2 separate regions of the Homo sapiens genome follow, and region 2 is linked to region 1. Evidence: chromatin loops called from intact Hi-C (ENCODE). Cell type or tissue: PC-3. All regions are shown on one strand. Each heading gives the region's core, and the rest is flanking DNA. Links, peaks and the distances in the headings are about the cores only.

Region 1 (8,326 bases), core at 128-8,127:
CAGCCACTAACTGGGTGACCTGGGTTTAGTTCCTCCTGCCCACATGAGAGCTTCCCCAACTCCTCTCCAAGAAAGAGAGCTGAGACAAAATGCTTCCAGTCTATAAGGGCTGACCCGTCCGGGAAGTGACTGGAAGGCAGGCAGCGTGTTTCCAGTCTGTAAGGATTGACCTGTTGGGGAAGTGACTGGAAGGCAGAGAGCGTGTTTCCAATCTATAAGGACTGACCCGTTGGGGAAGTGACTGGAAGGCCGGCAGCTGTTTCCAGTCTATAAGGACTGACCCGTCAGGGAAGTGACTGGAAGGCAGACAGCGTGTTTCTTAGCTCTTGTTTCCATCCACACTTGGTCACTGTATAGGAAGTGGCACTGCCTCTTGGGCTGCACAGCCAGCTCAGCCAAGGTGTTGGGGAAGATTTGGGGAAGTAAAACCCACACCTCCTGCCCTCTGGGAAGTGAGGTTTTAGCAGGAAAGAAAAGTTTTTAGCAGAGACTCACCAGGGAATGAAGCATAGCAGACTGCACAGAACTCAATATGAGTCAGAGAAGGCAGGCTTCCTGGAGGGTGTGTCACAAGTAAATCCTCAGAAAATGATGCTGGCAGCAGCTGGCCCATCTGGGTACCCAGGTAAGGATTTAGTTTACCTGCAGAAGACGTAGGGACGTGGCTCTGCAGATGCCCCTCGTGAAGCCCTGGTTGCTCCCCACGACCAAGCCCCTTTTTGAGCAGGGTGTGCCCAGCTCTCTGCCTGCCTCCCTCCCAGCTTGCATGCCCACTCTCAGAGCAGTTTTCTCCTCCTAGCTCCTCTCAGCTCTGTGGCCTTCACCTTGGGTTCACAGCGGCTTTAGATTCCAAAGACCTTAAGTTCCTTGAAGATCTGCACATTTCCCCTCAGTATCCACCTTAGGATGGGCGGGGAGGCTTGGCAACAAGTGGAGGTATTCTGAGTTCAGGAGGGGAGAGAGAGGGGGGGGGGTCAGGGGCTTCCTCATGCATCCAAGAAGCTGGATCAAGCCCCAACCCTCCACCTGGTGGACACTAGTTCAGGGAGGGGCCAGAGAAGGACCATTGGCTCCTGGGTCCTGAGTTTGGGGGAGCCTCAAGCTATTGGCACCTCTCCTGGCACTCAGGCCCCATGCAGTTTCTAGGCCTTTTCTCAGCCACCCTGTGCTCAAAATCCCAGTGTCCCACTGGCTGTGCTGGGGGTGCATCTGTTAGCCCACGCCAAAGGAGGCAATCTCGGATGAGGCTTCAGCAGAATTCCTGGTCATTGGTGTCACCCCTGCACCTGCACCTGTGCCATGCTTATGGCTCTTGCCTGCCTAAAGAGAGCACACCAAAGGCTCTCCATATTTTTACTAAATTAATCATCCTTTTCATAGAGTGCTGCTGCTACCCAGCTACAGCACTGGGTGGTCACAGCCTATGCGGCCTGATCCTGTCTGGAAGACTGGCCTTCCTTCCCCTTGCCATGGCTTGTTCATACAATATTTGAATTGTTGGAGCCTTAGGACAGGGGTTGGGTCATCTGGTCCCACAGAGGACTCTCTTCTCTAGCTTGGTGGGCAGGTAGGCACCAGCTACGTCTTCTATACCTCCTGTGGTGGGTGCCTCACTGTCACCCAGAGCAGCCACCATGTTGCAACAACGTGAGTTGTAGATTCTTCCACACTGACACTTTCTGACATTTATCCCTAAGTCCATCATTCGTTTGTTGAGCAAGTATTAAGGGTATTTTCCCAGGCACTGGGGCACAGCCACCAACAGGACCTCTGGGCAAGAGAGACACTCAGATGGGGAAGAAGAAACCACTGACTCACAGGATGTCATGTGGCCGTGAGGGTCACCTGATTTTCCAGACAGGGAAGGTGGCTGGAGGGTGGTGCTCTCTCCTCTTCTCTAAATTGTCTGTCCCGGGAGAAGTTGTCTTGTTCCTTCACCAACCTGGCTCTCCCACCTCCTGCACAGGTGGCAGGTTGTCGATGGCCCAGAACTGAACACTAGGTGTGTGTTCTGCTCTGAGGGGAGTACGAGGACAATGCCACCCAAGTTCAGCCTTGGAATGCAGGGGCACAGGGGGCTCCTTTCTGGAATTGCATCCTGTTGACTGTGTTCCTCTGTCACATTGGGGTACACATTGGGGAGCACAGCCCTAACCCAGGCACCAGGAGAGACACAAAGGTCGGGGGAGTTAGAATCAGGCCCCTCATAATGGTGTGAGCAAGAGGCTCTGAAAGTGTCCCTGGAGTTCAGGGGCACATGTGCTCCAGGAAGAACGGCCTCAAGGGGAGGTGGCCTATGATCTGGACAGGCAGAACAAAATGCCCCTGGATGTCAGGACGAGAAGGGGCCCAAAGCATTATCTGGTTTTGTGGGTGGGAAACAGCAGGAGCAAATGAGGAGAGGCGGGCCCCATCCCGTTGTTCAGGTGACCTGGCTATGTGACGTTGGCAACATTGAACGTGTTTCCCCTCTCCTTTCTCTCCCACCACAGCCCAACTATGGAAACCAGCAATATGGACCAAACAGCCAGTTCCCCACCCAGCCAGGCCAGTACCCAGCCCCCAACCCCCCGAGGCCACTCACCTCCCCCAACTACCCAGGACAGAGGATGCCCAGCCAGCCGAGCTCCGGGCAGTACCCGCCCCCCACGGTCAACATGGGGCAGTATTACAAGGTGAGTCCCAGCCTCGCCACCACCCACGGGGCCCCTTCCCTCCTAACCACCTCACTCCCCTAACTCCACCGGGATCACTCTGACCCTGCGTGTGTTTGCCCCAAGGACAGCGAGGGGTGGGTGATTTCTGAACGTCCCCATGTGTTCAGGGCGAAGTTCGGTGGCCAGAATGTCAGAGTGGCTTTTCTCAGTTCCTATTCTCATTCGTCTCGGATGATGGTTTTTTTTTCTCCTTTTCTTATTCACGGCACTCACAAAATAATAAAGGAAATATATTTTATTAAAAAAACACACATCCCCTGTATATATTAACATTTCATTCTAAACTTTGTATGTGCAGGTGGGCACTAACATGTTATAAAATTGTTATTACAGCTGTAACTTTGAATCTGTACCTTTTACTTAACATGACATAATAAGGATGATACTTACTGCTACTAGAGCCCCTGGGGTTTTTACTTTTAATGGCTGCCTAATATTCTGCTGAGATCACCATATCATATTTTATTATTCCTTCTGTTAGGTATTTGGGTTGCTTCTGATTTTTCACTTTAGAAATAACACTATGATGAGTATCTTCAGGCATATAGCCTTTCCTTTCCTTAGGATTATTTTCTTGGGAGTAAAGAAGACACTTTATTATTTTACATTTATTTGCCAAAAATCATGCTAATTTATTATGGCCATCTACCAAACAGGTTTACCGTTTTTGCTCCAACTTCAGCATACTAGGTGTTGCTATTTTTGTAACTTCTGCTAAATTAATAGCTAGGGACAGAGAGAGGCAAAATGCCGTCCCTGAGGTGTAGCTGTCCCGCCCTGCTCACTCAATATACCCAGCAGTGGATGGGCCCCTGTAGCATCCCCGTGCTCCTGGTAGATTTTACTGTCCAGAGGGAGAGCGGGCTTCTGATGGCTTTTCTGCCCCCCACTCAGTGTTGTTTATCTTGTTTTAATAGCCAGAACAGTTTAATGGACAAAATAACACGTTCTCGGGAAGCAGCTACAGTAACTACAGCCAAGGGAATGTCAACAGGGTATGTTCCAATTTAATTTACAAATTCTAAGCCACAGGGAGTTGTTGCCTCTAAAGGTTCTCACTGTTCCTGCTCCAGCCTCTCTGGACATTCAAAGGGGCCCATGGGTGGGGGTGCACTCCCTGGTCCCCTGTCCTGGGGACAGAGATGCTCAGGACTGAGAATCCACGGCTCCAGGTGGGGTGAGCCCCAGGGTAAAGTGTCAGCCTGGCTAGTCTTGAAAACAAGGAGAGGGAGAGGGGTTCCTGGGGAACCTGGGCCCCAGATTCTGCAGGCCCCGACTCCACCTGGGGACCCTGATGGGGTAGGCATAGAGGGTGTGGCCTTGAGTCGTGATGTGGGAAGCCCACCTGCTCGGGTGACAGGAGGCCTGGGCTTCATTCCCGCTGTCCTGTCCTCCAAGGGTTGTGCTGAGCAAGTCCCCAACCCTGAGCCTCTGTGTCCCCATTTATCACAGGGATGGGTAAGGGTCTCCACAGGCACCTGACACAGGAGCTCAGTGGTGAGACCCAGATGAAGGGTGGGGAGGCCCTTCCCAGGGCTGTCTTCTGAGCAGGACAGAGATCTGCGAGAGAGAAGAGTTTCCCTGGAGGAGGCTCTCCTCCCGAGGGGCATGGCTCCAGGCCCCTGGGATGAGTGCGGTGTATGTCCATAGCCATGGCCCCTTCTGTCTCCGTAATCCCATAACTCGTGCGTGTCTTTTCTTTCCCTCCAGCCTCCCAGGCCGGTTCCTGTGGCAAATTACCCCCACTCACCTGTTCCAGGGAACCCCACACCCCCCATGACCCCTGGGAGCAGCATCCCTCCATACCTGTCCCCCAGCCAAGACGTCAAACCACCCTTCCCGCCTGACATCAAGCCAAATATGAGCGCTCTGCCACCACCCCCAGGTGAGGGCCCTCCCTCCCTCTCTTGGCAGCTCCACCTGGGCCCCCCAGTGGGCCGGGAGCAGGGGCTTCGCAGTCAGGCTGCCTGGGGAGTGGGCATCAGAAGGGGCAGAGAGTTGAGAGCAGGTGAGATACCCAGGGGCACACTCAAGGCGGGGTAGGCAGCTCACAGACAGCCTTTCTTACTGCTGCCTGGGCGCCTGGAGGCTGGGAGGAAAATCTATACGCAGCCATGGAAGGATGCAAGGAGGCGGGTGGAAGAAGAGGGGATGAGTCGCTGGGGCGGGGCCGTGTAGAATCGAAGAAGCCATGACTCACTGGTGTGCCCTTGGACTGGCTATGTCTCTGGCCCTGTTTACACACCCCTGCCTTCCTCTGAGCATGCAGCCCAGGGTGAGCAAGTCCCACCTACAGCCCCAGAACCCATGGCAGCTGAGGCTTGTGGCTCACCCACCTCCTCTCCTCGCCCCAGCCAACCACAATGACGAGCTGCGGCTCACATTCCCTGTGCGGGATGGCGTGGTGCTGGAGCCCTTCCGCCTGGAGCACAACCTGGCGGTCAGCAACCATGTGTTCCACCTGCGGCCCACGGTCCACCAGACGCTGATGTGGAGGTGCGTGTCAGGGCAGGGGCGCCAGCCCAGGCGGGATGAAGGAGGTCCCCTGGGATGGCTTCCTTGGGCCCGAGTGGGGCCCTGGGCAGGGGGTAGCAGCATCTTCTGACACCTTCACGTGTTCAGCATCATTGACTGGGCCCTGTCCTGCGGTTGTCATGGGAAGTCTGCAGGTGCACAGGTAGATGAGCAGTCAAGGTGTCGTGGCCCAAGGGCAGGGAGCAGCTGTCACTCACCCCAGAGGAAAAGGTGGCTGGCTCAGACCTAGGCTGGGAAGCTGTGTATCCCATCTGAGACCGTGAGCTGACAAGAGGGAACGCAGTCAAGAATTCGAGTGTGACTCATGTGGCCAGAGCCAGGAATGCAGAGATGAGGCTGGTGCAAGGGCCAGGCCGGGGTCAGGCAGGCCCCATCTATTGCAGGGGGCTGACCATTGGGCAGGGCTGCTGCTCAGACACTTAGGCACGTGCTGGAACACAAGGTCCGGAGGTTCCCTGCTGAGCCAGGCCCATGCTCAGCACCTTCCACGTGTGACCCACTTTGATCTTGGAAATGGGCAACACTTTCCCTTTTGACAGAGGAGGAAGCTGAGGCTAGAGAAGTGAATTGGCTTGTGTGAGTTCTCACAGCTAGCCAGGGGCGGAGCTGAGACTTGGGCCCAGGTCTCCAGGATGCCAGAACCAACCCTGGGGGTGTCCACCCTTCAGTCCTTCATCCTCAGTCAAGACTCACAGTCTCACTGTGCTTGTGACTCAGACCCCCTTGACTGCCCAGTGAGCATCTCCAGCGCAAGAGCTGGGTCTGTGCCTGGCACATGCACACACACCCCTGCTGTTTTCTTGACCATGCTGAGCAGGCTGGGTGAGGTGGCCACAGATAGCTGGTGTGGGCGTTCAGAACACAGGAGCTGCAACGCTCAGGCAGGAGGACAGAGGTCCCTGGCACGGGACAAACCACTGTGCTGCCTGCCTGCACCCTGCTCACCCACGCTCCTTAGCTGGGAGTGTCCTGGCCTGGGAGGCCTCCTCTTCCTGGCTTGCTTGTCACACATATATGGTCACTGCTGGTTCCTGACACTCCTCAGTGCTGCGTCCTTGGGGGGCCTCCTTGGGGAGTGCTCAGAACCAGAAATGGCCGTGGCCTGGGAGGACAGCTCCCAGCAGGTCTAGAGATGGGGTTGGCTGGCCTCACAGCAGGTCTTGTCAAATGAGTGCCTGTTCATTTGCCCCTCTGTCTCTGTCCTGGGGATCCAGGAGTTGACCCCTACAGGGAGGACATTCCAGGGAGATGGGAGCTAGAGCTGTGGGGTGTGATGGGAATGATTGGTGTGCGGGGGTCTTGGGGGCAGTTTGGGTGTAGAGGGAGTATCCAGAATGGGAGAGGAGAACTCAGGCTGGGGGAATCATTGGGGTCAGGGATGGGGTCCTGAGGATCTCGGAGGTTGTGGTGTGTTTAGAGGTGTGTGACCTGGCTCGGGGTCACGGAGGCCATGGACAGCCCCCTGGCAGAGCTGCCCTGAGCACCCTCGTTCCCCACCTAGGTCTGACCTGGAGCTGCAGTTCAAGTGCTACCACCACGAGGACCGGCAGATGAACACCAACTGGCCCGCCTCGGTGCAGGTCAGCGTGAACGCCACGCCCCTCACCATTGAGCGCGGCGACAACAAGACCTCCCACAAGCCCCTGCACCTGAAGCACGTGTGCCAGCCGGGCCGCAACACCATCCAGATCACCGTCACGGCCTGCTGCTGCGTGAGTGTGGTGGGCCAGGGGCAGCGTTGGCACAGGCAGGCCCTGTTTCACGGCATGAGAGTGCGGAATACCCTGCCCCACTCTGGTCCTCAGCCTTGTCCCTGCGTCACCACCCCCGTGCCCACAGCCGCCAAAGATACAGCGTCCCCTTACCTGTGCCCAGGGCCTGTGCAATAACCTTCAAACCGTTGGGCCTTCAAAGCCACTGTGCCCTGGCTTCAGACGTGGCCTCTTCCCCTGGACACTCAGCCTCCGTCTGTTCTCCACACATGCTTCCGATTCACCCCTCCTGGCCCCTCCTCCCTACCCTTCATTCATTGGTGCAGTTCTGTGTTCCTCAAAGCCATGTCCTGCTTGCCTCATTCACCAGCAGTTGTCATTGTCAGCACCTTTTCCCCCAGACCCAACGCCCCCAAACCTGGAGTTAACGCGTTCCCTTCTTTCCCAACCCCCTTGTCTTAGAGTCACGTATGGGGGTCCTTCCAACCCGTGACTTGTTACCTAGGACCAGCTCTCAGCCACCCTCATGTCCCCTGAAGATCAGGGCCCAACACACAGGGCTTGCTCAGGCCCCAGTGGAAGTAAATTGCCTGCCCCACTCCACTGGCCTCTCTGTGGAGGCATGGAGAAGGAAACACTCTGATCCACCCTTGTGAGCTTAGGGGCACGGAGGCTACACAGAGATAGGGGTCACAGACCTGGGCAGCACATCCCATTCTGGCTGGGGAATGTGATGTGCTGTGTGAGGCTGCACAACTGTCAGAGTGAGGCGGCTGATGGGTGGACGTTTGGGATGTGCAGTTCTGGAAGGCTTCCTGGAGGAGTGAAGGGAGGGATGAGCACCCTGGCAGGAAGGGCTAAGGACACATGATGGGGAGGCAGTGGTAGGGGAGGTTAGGAAGCAAAGTGGGACCCAGGCTTAAAGCCTTGTGTCCTATAACCTTATCCAGGGAGTATTTCAGTGTCAAAGTCCACCTTGTCGATCTGCAGCAGAGGCAGCCTTTCCAGAGTAGTGCTCAGGCTCGCAAGTCCCAGGAGACACCCTGGGGGAGCCTCCTGGGCCGGCTGTGGGATCCTGGGAGCAGTCTAGGGCTGCTGAGGCTGCAGGCAGGGCGGGGTGTGGGGACAGTGCACAGGAACTGAGTGTCTCCTCTCTCCCCGCAGTCCCACCTCTTCGTGCTGCAGCTGGTACACCGGCCCTCCGTCCGCTCTGTGCTGCAAGGACTCCTCAAGAAGCGCCTCCTGCCCGCAGAGCACTGTATCACGAAAAGTGAGTCAGGGTGGGGACGGGGGTGAGGGCCAGACTCCATCCCCGCCTGAGTTTGGGACTGAGAAGCAGTCACCATTCACCTGGAACTGACC
Region 2 (8,326 bases), core at 239-8,238, 200 kb after region 1:
CCAATTGTTGTTTGCATACTTTCAGCGATGGAGAGCTCAGTACATCTTTAAGCAGTTCATTCTATTACTAAATGCCTTAGTCTAATTATAAATTACAGTCAAAATCTGTGTTCCTCTAATTTCTCTTCATAGGACACAGCTGTGAACTTCATACACAGCTGTGAACTTCATACGTGACAGTCCTTCAAAGACTCAGTGATTGTGTCCTCCTGAGTCATCTTTTTCTCTAGGCATCTCATGTCTTGCCCCGTCTCCATGTGGCTTCCAGGTGATCCCCTTTCCTTCTTCCCTTCTAATCTTGGTAGGAACCCTTTACAGCAGGGGTCCCCACACCCTGGCCGAGGACTGGTCTGTGGCCTGTTAGGAATGGGGCTGCACAGCAGGAGGTGAGTAGCAGGCAAGTGAGCGGAGCTTCATCTGTGTCTACAGCCGCTCCCCATCCCTCTGATTACTGCCTGAGCTCCACCTCCTGTCAGATCAGTGACAGCATTAGATTCTCATAGGAGCATGAACCCTATTGTGAACTGTGCATTCAAGGGATCTAGGTTGCCGGCTCCTTATGAGAATCTTACTAATGCCTAATGATCTGAGGTGGAACAGTTTCATCCTGAAACCACCCCTAAATCCCACTTGATCATGGCATATTATCTTTTTGATTCATTGTTAGATTCAGCTTGGTAGTATTTTGTTGAAAATGTTTTCATCTATGTTCATTAGGAATACCGCCTGTAGTGTTTTTTTGTGTGTGTGTGTGTCCTTGTCTTGTTTGGGTATCAGGGTAATGCTGGCCTTATAGACTGAGTTGGGAAGAATTCCCTCCTCTTTAATTTTTGGGAAAAGTTTGAGAAAAATTGTTTTTTTTGTTTGTTTGTTTGCTTGTTTTGGTATTTGCAGAACTTTAATTGCCAAGGCAGAATACATTCCAATAAATGAAAAAAAATGGATAAACAAATAGACACATTAGAGAATTTCTAAGGTTCAATTAACATGTGAGAATTTCTTAACCTCTCAACCATCAGGAAAATGGATATTACAACCACAACAAAGCCACAAGTCATTGGATCAAGAAACGTTAAAAAGTCTCACAATCCTAAATGTTGGCAAAGACGCTGACCATCAGAAGCACTGGGAAAAGCCCTTTACAAAGCTCTCAAGCAGCATTCACTAATGCCAAATATCCCAGTGGACAGTGGTTCCAATCCCAGCAAAGAAATGCTCAGGCTCAATTCAAATGAGAGGCAGGTACATTCACAGCAGAGCCACCTGTGATGGCCGCACAGTGAAGACAGCAAATGCCCACCTGCAGCAGAGTGGGTGAAGGGCGGTGCATTTGCTGCAGAAAGTTATCAGTGGTGTAGACCAGCCACTCCAGGCCCACTGGGATCTGTAGGACTTTGCAGGCACAGGCCCCTTACCAACCCAGTGGTTACCTGGGGTCTGAATAGTTTTCATTCACAGAGATATCCTCCTCTTGGTACTGAAACCCTGAGTCTTTTTTGTCCATAGAGCCCTGCCCTTCTTTGTACTGAGACATCATCGTGAAGACTGACGTCTAGAGGTGGGAGCACCTCCGTGAAGTGAGGGAATAACTGAGTGTCTGTCAAGAAGTCGGAGGCATAGGGGCTCTGAGGCCACAAGGGGCCTGGGGCTGGGGCTGGGAGTGATCCTGGGCGTGGGCCTAGAACTGGGACTGGGCCTGGGAGTGAGCCTAGGCTTGGCATCCAACCAGAGCTTAAGATGGGGCCCGGGTCTGGGATTCTCTCATGCCTGGGATCTCAGCACTTTGGGAAGCTGAGGCAAGTGGATCACCTGAGGTCAGGAGTTTGAGATCAGCCTGGCCAACATGGTGAAACCCCATCTCTACTAAAAATACAAAAATTAGTCGGGCGTGGTGGTGGGTGTCCATAATCCAGCTACTTGGGAGGCTGAGGGAGGAGAATTGCTTGAACCTGCGAGGTGGAGGTTGCAGTGAACTGAGGTTGCACCATTGCACTCCAGGCTGCGCAGCAGAGCGAGACTCTGTCTCAAAAAAAAAAAAAAAAAAAAAAAACAGGAAAGTCTGTTCTTGTTCCGTGCATGTTTTCCTAATGGACTGTTTGGTTATTTCTCATTTTTGAACTCCAGATATTTGTGAAGTCAGCCCTTTTCCTGTGATCTGAGTTACAAATATTTGTCCAGTGTGAATTGCCTTTTGATTTTTCTTATGGTGCTTCATGCCATGTAGATTTTTTTGAATTTGTGTAGTCAGATTTAGTAATGAATTTATTTTATGGTTTTTAGATATTGAGTCATGGTTAGAGGGACTCCAATCACCCCACCCACTTCAAGGTTAGAATGGAATTCTCTCACATATTCTTCCAATACTTTTATGTTTTCTAACCAACTTTCATGAGATATAATTTACATATAACAAAAGGCATCTATTTAAAGGATACAAGTTGATGAGGCTTGACAGATGTACATCCTCATGACATCATGATTTTTCTTTAAGTATTAAATCATAATGCATTTGGAATTTATATCACTGTCTACTTTGAGAAAAGGACTAAATTTTATTTATTTATTTATTTATTTAAGACAGAGTTTCACTCTTGTCACCCAAGCTGTATGTAGTGCAGTGACGTGATCTTGGCTCACTGCAACCTATGCCTCCCGGGTTCAAGTGATTCTTCTGACTCAGCCTCCCGAGTAGCTGGGATTACAGGCACCCGCCACCACACCCTGCTTAATTTTTGTGTTTTTAATAGAGATGGGGTTTCACCCTGTTGGCCATGCTGGTCTCAAACTCCTGACCTCAGGTGATCTGCCCACCTTGGCCTCCCAAAGTTCTGGGATTACAGGCATGAGTCATCGCGCCCGGCGTATTTTATTCTTTCAGTTTTCAGATGATTGGCCAGGTGTCTGAACACCCTGCATTGAGATGTTTCCTTTGTCCCATTCTCTATTTCTGTATGGATTTCTGTCTACATCTGGACTTCCTCTTCTATTTGTCTGTCCATATATACACGTTTACTACACAGTTTTAATAATTGAAGCTTTGTAACTGAATTACCTTTAATAAATGGTACCAGCTCCAATACCAATTATAGCAGAAAACATGGTCCCCTGTATTAGGTATTTGAGAGCAAGATGGATGTTCTGGATGCTCGAGCTGAGTTTCTTTCCCTATGCCAGGCCTCCTTTTTACTCTTAGAGAAAGGTACCCCATTTTATAGATACAGAAAGTGAGGTGAGATCAAGGAAGGTCAGTCCCCAACTGTGCCAGCTCTGAATTTTGTAGGGTTTAGGAGCACCCAGCCTCAAATGCCCATTTGTGGATGAGAAAACTGGTTCTGGGTGGAGATAGAGACATGTGGAAAAGACAGATCTGATGATGCATTATCACTCAACCACTCACTCATTCATCACTTCACCCCAGCACAGACTGACCGTGTGCTAAGGCCAAGCCCTGCACTGGGGCAGAGAAGGGGCTGCTCCGTCCCCTGGGATCTCACGGTGGGCTGGAGGGAAAGGCGAGGAAGCACTGAGGGACAGGAGGATGTGACTGTGGTGGGAATAGAGGGAGGAACGGGGCTGTGGGCGCCCACAGTGGGGCCTCATGGTCTTAGCCTGGGCCCCCCTTCCAATGCTGAAAGTAGGGCAGGTGCCCAGGACTTTGCAGCAGGAGGACTATTTCGAAAAGTGAATCCAGGGAGCAGAGTGAGGGTCTGGGAAAGTAACGGAGGAGAAAAAAGCTAAGGGTATACTGTAGAGATGACCACATTGAAGGCAACTGAGGCTTAACACAGTGTGATCTCTAGGACAGCATCTAGAAAGTGCATCACGGCCAGGTGTGGTGGCTCATGCCTGTAATTCCAGCACCTTGGGAGGCTGAGGCAGGCAGATTACCTGAGATCAGGAGTCTGAGACCAGCCTGACCAATATGGTGAAACCGCATCTCTACTAAAAATACAAAAATTAGCTGGGCGTGGTAACTAGTGCCTGTAATCCCAGCTACTCGGGAGGCTGAGGTGGGAGAATTGCTTGAACCCGGGAGGTGGAGGTGGCAGTGAGCCCAGATCGTGCCCCTGCACTCCAGCCTTGGTGACAGAGAGAGACTCTGTCTTAAGAAAAAAAAAGAAAGAAAAAGAAAGAAGGAAAGAAAGTGCATCAGACTGTGCATGTCTCTCTCTCAGTGAAAAAGGGAGAAGCATTTAACTCCAGGTTCCTGTCTCCATTGGTTGAGGGCTGTCCTGTGGGAACAGGGCAGGAATCCACCCGGGGTGTGTGGATCTGGTGACAGCCAGCACGCATGGACTGTTTGCCAGAGCTGTGGCTGGAATCTGGAGCCAGGTGAGAACAGATGAGGCTGGACAAAGGGTCTCAGCCTGGTTCCCAGGTATGGGACTTGACGGCCACCTAGCTGGCCAGGATGGGAAATGCAGCAGGGACCAGGACAGCGAGGGAGGCTGCTCTGGGTCCCCACCCCACAGAGGAGGCAAACCTGTGACAGGGCAGCCCTTTCCCCTGGAAGTCCCTGCTTCAGGGACAGACCCAGAGGCTCCACACAGCAACCCAGCCACAAGGGAGGCCTACGTGTCCCCATGTGATGGGCTTTCAAGGCCCCAAGGAGGTCACGGCTTGGAGTGCAAGAACTCCTCCCAACTGCTGTGCCGCCCCCCCTCCACCTCCTGCCGGCTCACTGCTTTGTTCCCTGCTTTCTCTTTCTCTGCTTCTCTCTGCTTCTCTCTGCCTCCCTCTTTGTCCTTCCTTTCTCTCTTTCTGTGACCCTGTCTTCAACAACTCTTTCCCTTCCTCTATTGTGCTGTTTGTCTGTGATTCTCTCCAGCCTCCTCTCCCTGTCTCAGTCCTCTCCATCTCTCTTGTTTCCTCTGTCTTCATTCCTCTCTTCTCTTTTACTCTCTGCCTTCCTCTCGGTATGTGGATCACTGGCCAGCTCTCTGGACACCTCCCTCCCTCCAGCTCCCTTGGTTCTCACTGTGGGTCCTTCTGTCTTTGTCTCTTCCAGCTTTCCTTTTCTCCCCCTGGGCCCAAATCAACTTCTCTCCATGACTCCATCCTCCCATCTCCATCTCTCTCTCTCTCCCCTCACCCTCCACCTTCTCTCTCTCTCCCTTCTCTCTTTCTCTCACTGTTTCAACCCCTCTCTCTCTATCCTCCCTGTCTTTCTCCTTCTCTTTGTCCTTCCCCTCCCTCTCTCATCCCTTCTCTCTCATCTTCTCTCTGCCTGTCCCGTCCTCTGACTGACCTCACCCCTGCGTTCTTCACTCCTCTCCAGTCCAGCTCAGTTAGCCTCTCACCACCGATCTCTGCCTATCACACAATTTAAAAATTACAGGAAGATGGTGGGGGGCACAGGACTTATGGAGAAATGTCTACACCCAGCTCAGCTTCCCTTAGAGCCGCCTGGAGTTGGTGCTACCGGGGGGCAGCTGGCTCAGTGGGGCATGGGCTCTGACAAACCCTGAGTCTCTGCGAGGCTCCTTAAGGGCTCCACAGCCGCTGCTGGGCCCTTCTATTCCCTGTCAGAAGTTGGCCACCTCATGGGGATGTATTACTGTCTATCTGCTCACAAGGCACCACTGGCAGTCACTAGGAACACAGTGACTCTTTCTAGAATGAATGAGCACAACCTCCACCCGTGGCTGGATACAGGATATTCCCCCACCCCAGAAGTCCCCCTCGGGCCCTTACCAGTCAACACTACCCAAAGGGTAACCCTGCTTCTGTGTCCAGCAAGGCAGTATCTGCCTGAGTTTGAATAGTGTACGAGGAGTCACACCTGGTATACCCTGGGGTGTGAACTGGTCCTCCAGGAAGCAGACACCCAGAAAGATAGGACTGCAAATGTTTCTAAAGGGAAACACTGGAAATGAGAGAGAGAGGAGGGAGCACGGGGCATGGAGCATCAAATATGGTGGAGACTTTTCCAAGATATCATGGCCCAGGAGACTCTTCAAATTTCAAAATTATCCTGTAAGGTAAAAAGATTTCGGTTTATTTCCAGGTGACCTTCTTTTGCCCAATATACATTTTGTCTTCTATGAAATATCTGTGCCCCTGCTGAATACTTCTGTGTGTGGCCATATCTGTGTCTGTATGTCATGGAGAATAATTATCCACAGATCACAGATACAAATCTCAGAGTTTAACTGTGTATGCATTTTTAGGATCTCTTCATCTCGTAAGGATCTGAATTCTAATCTTGGAGACAGGGGCTTTCCCTTATCTTTTGAAAGAGAAACTGGAAATCCCAGAGCCTGAGCTGCTACACCCTAAGGTTTATTAAATGAACTTCAATGAACACCTTTTGCTGATCTTCTGAGTGGAAATATTTTCATTTAACCAGCGGGAGGGGTGAGGCTCTACCATCTACCAGCTATTTTGCAAGATGCCTTCCTTATGAGCTTGGTCTCCCTGTCCTCACCATGACCTCATAATCGCATCATTCCCAGCTCATTTCTGAGAAAGCTGGGGCTCTGAGCTCTACTGAGAGTTGGTGTCTGGGCTTAGGCAGCAAAGACACAGGGAAGGGGAAGCATTTTGCCTGCCAAGGTTGGGAGATGCAAAGCTGAGAGTTGTAGGTGGGAAGGAGAGGGTGCAGGAGATCAGAGTAGGTCACAGCAGCTCAGGATTGGCCTTGAGTTTCCAGCCAGAGTTGGCCTCATTCTGAAGGCCAAGGCCGCAGCTCCACTGAACCAGACCCATCCTCATTGTTAGTCTCCTTAGGCCGTGAAAACTCAGGGAGACAGGTTCCCCTGACAGAACCAAGTTAAAATTTTCAGACCTCTAGGCATTCATTCACCCCGATCTAGAGCCTTCATGCACCCAGGGAAAGAATCATCTTCCTACCAATAATGGACTAAAGGCTGTAGGGCAACAAGGAAGTGCTGGGGTGGTAATTTCCTGTGCACAATGTGGTATCTGAGCTCCCATGGCAGCTCTGTGTGGCCCTCACCGCAGCCTCCATGCTCCTGCTCACGCTGCTTGCCTGGCTAGGAGCAGCCTTCCAGCTCTACCTGAGTTCAACAACCCCCCATGTCACACCTCCCTGCTTCAGCTTTCTCTTCCACGGCCTCCTGTTTACTCCCAGGAGATTCTGTCTCCTCCTTCTGCACCCTGTGTCCCTTCACTTGTGTTTCCATTGGGCTGGTCAGAAGCTCTGTGCCCTTCAGTGTGGGTCTCTCTGCTGCAGCACACAGGATGCCCTGCCAGTCAGGGATGGGTCTCATCCCTCACAGAGCTGGCCATATGGCCCAGGTTCCACACAAGCCTGCAAAGCTTGTATTTCTAGCTTCTATAAACAATCTCTGGCTGGGCACAGTGGCTCACACTTGTAATCTTGGCACTCTGGGAGGCCAAAGTGGGCAGATGGCATGGCTCCAGGAGCTTGAGGCCAGCCTGAGCAACATGGTGAAACATGGTCTCTACAAAAAGTAAAACAAAAAAACATTAGCCAAGCATGGTGTTGCACACCTGTAGTCCCAGCCACTCTGGAGGCTGAGGTGGAAGGATCACCTGGGCCCTAGAGGCGGAGGTTGCAGTGAGCCAGGAGTGCACCCCTGCACCCCAGCCTGGGTGACAGAGTGAGACTCTGTCCCCCACCAAAATAAAATAAAAAAAAAAACTCTTTCCTTATCTACAGAAGATACCTGCTGCCAAAGTCATAATGAGAAAATAATGCAACTGATTTGTAGTCTCAGAAACTTGAGCAAAGTGACCACATCCTCAGCCAGTGCTACCCTCATATTGCAAAGCCTTGCAGTACAATCTGTGACATTTCTATTCATTCAAAAAAGGAAAGATGAGTCCATTTTGCAACTTAGTTCATACTGTTCAGATAAACATACCAAGTGGTACATGTGGAGTTGGTGGTTGAGGTCTTACAGGCCACAATGGGTAGAGGAGCTGGTTGAGGTCCCAGAGGAGTTGGTTCAGATAGCAGAGGCCAGGCAAGTGGAGGAGGTGGCAGATGTACTAGAAGAGACCCTGGTGGAGGAGGTGGCTGAAGTCCCAGGGACCACAAGTGGAGATTATTGAAGTAGCTGAGGAGATTCATGTGAAGGTGGTAGTTGAGGGGCCAGAGGCCACCCAGGTAGAAGGGGTGGCTGAGGATCCAGAGATTACTAAGTGGAGATGTAGTCGGAGGTCCCAGAGGCCTCACAGAACAAAAAGGTGAATGATGTCCCAGAGGAAAGGCAGCTATAAAAGATGGATGAGGTCCCGGAGGACAGAAACATGCAGAAGATGGATAAGGTCCGGGAGGACAAGGAGCTGCAGGAGGTGGATGAGGTCCCAGAGGACCAACAGCTGCAGGAGGTGGATG

The links. A loop is a pair of places that touch in the nucleus more often than their neighbours do. Peaks named below come from ENCODE experiments on the same cell type or tissue, not always from the same donor. Only the 100,000 strongest peaks of a DNase experiment are listed, where the experiment ranks them.
Region 2: a loop joins it to region 1, with 4 times the contacts of the local background. A loop is called at or near these places in 2 of 110 quality-filtered maps.

The regions. Positions count from the first base shown.
Region 1 is chr10:79,293,979-79,302,304 of GRCh38, forward strand. It overlaps ZMIZ1 (zinc finger MIZ-type containing 1), which reads left to right. Exons shown (of 25, transcript NM_020338.4): 13 at 2,493-2,675; 14 at 3,635-3,712; 15 at 4,428-4,602; 16 at 5,072-5,213; 17 at 6,754-6,964; 18 at 8,129-8,234. Among named protein-coding and RNA genes, the nearest start is that of PPIF, 49 kb to the right of the region's middle. RefSeq lists cis regulatory regions at 1-539, 1-654. In PC-3, for the core only: no CTCF peak of the experiment used is centred there; DNase peaks (open chromatin) are centred at 543, 1,823, 4,933, 5,513 and 1 weaker place; H3K27ac peaks cover 1,945 bases.
Region 2 is chr10:79,498,237-79,506,562 of GRCh38, forward strand. It overlaps LOC729815 (a long non-coding RNA gene), which reads right to left. Exons shown (of 3, transcript NR_136624.1): 3 at 8,134-8,326. It also overlaps the pseudogene TPRX1P1. Among named protein-coding and RNA genes, the nearest start is that of EIF5AL1, 10 kb to the right of the region's middle. RefSeq lists a silencer at 1-55. In PC-3, for the core only: a CTCF peak has its summit at 4,413; a DNase peak (open chromatin) is centred at 4,415; H3K4me3 peaks cover 343 bases; H3K27me3 peaks cover 407 bases.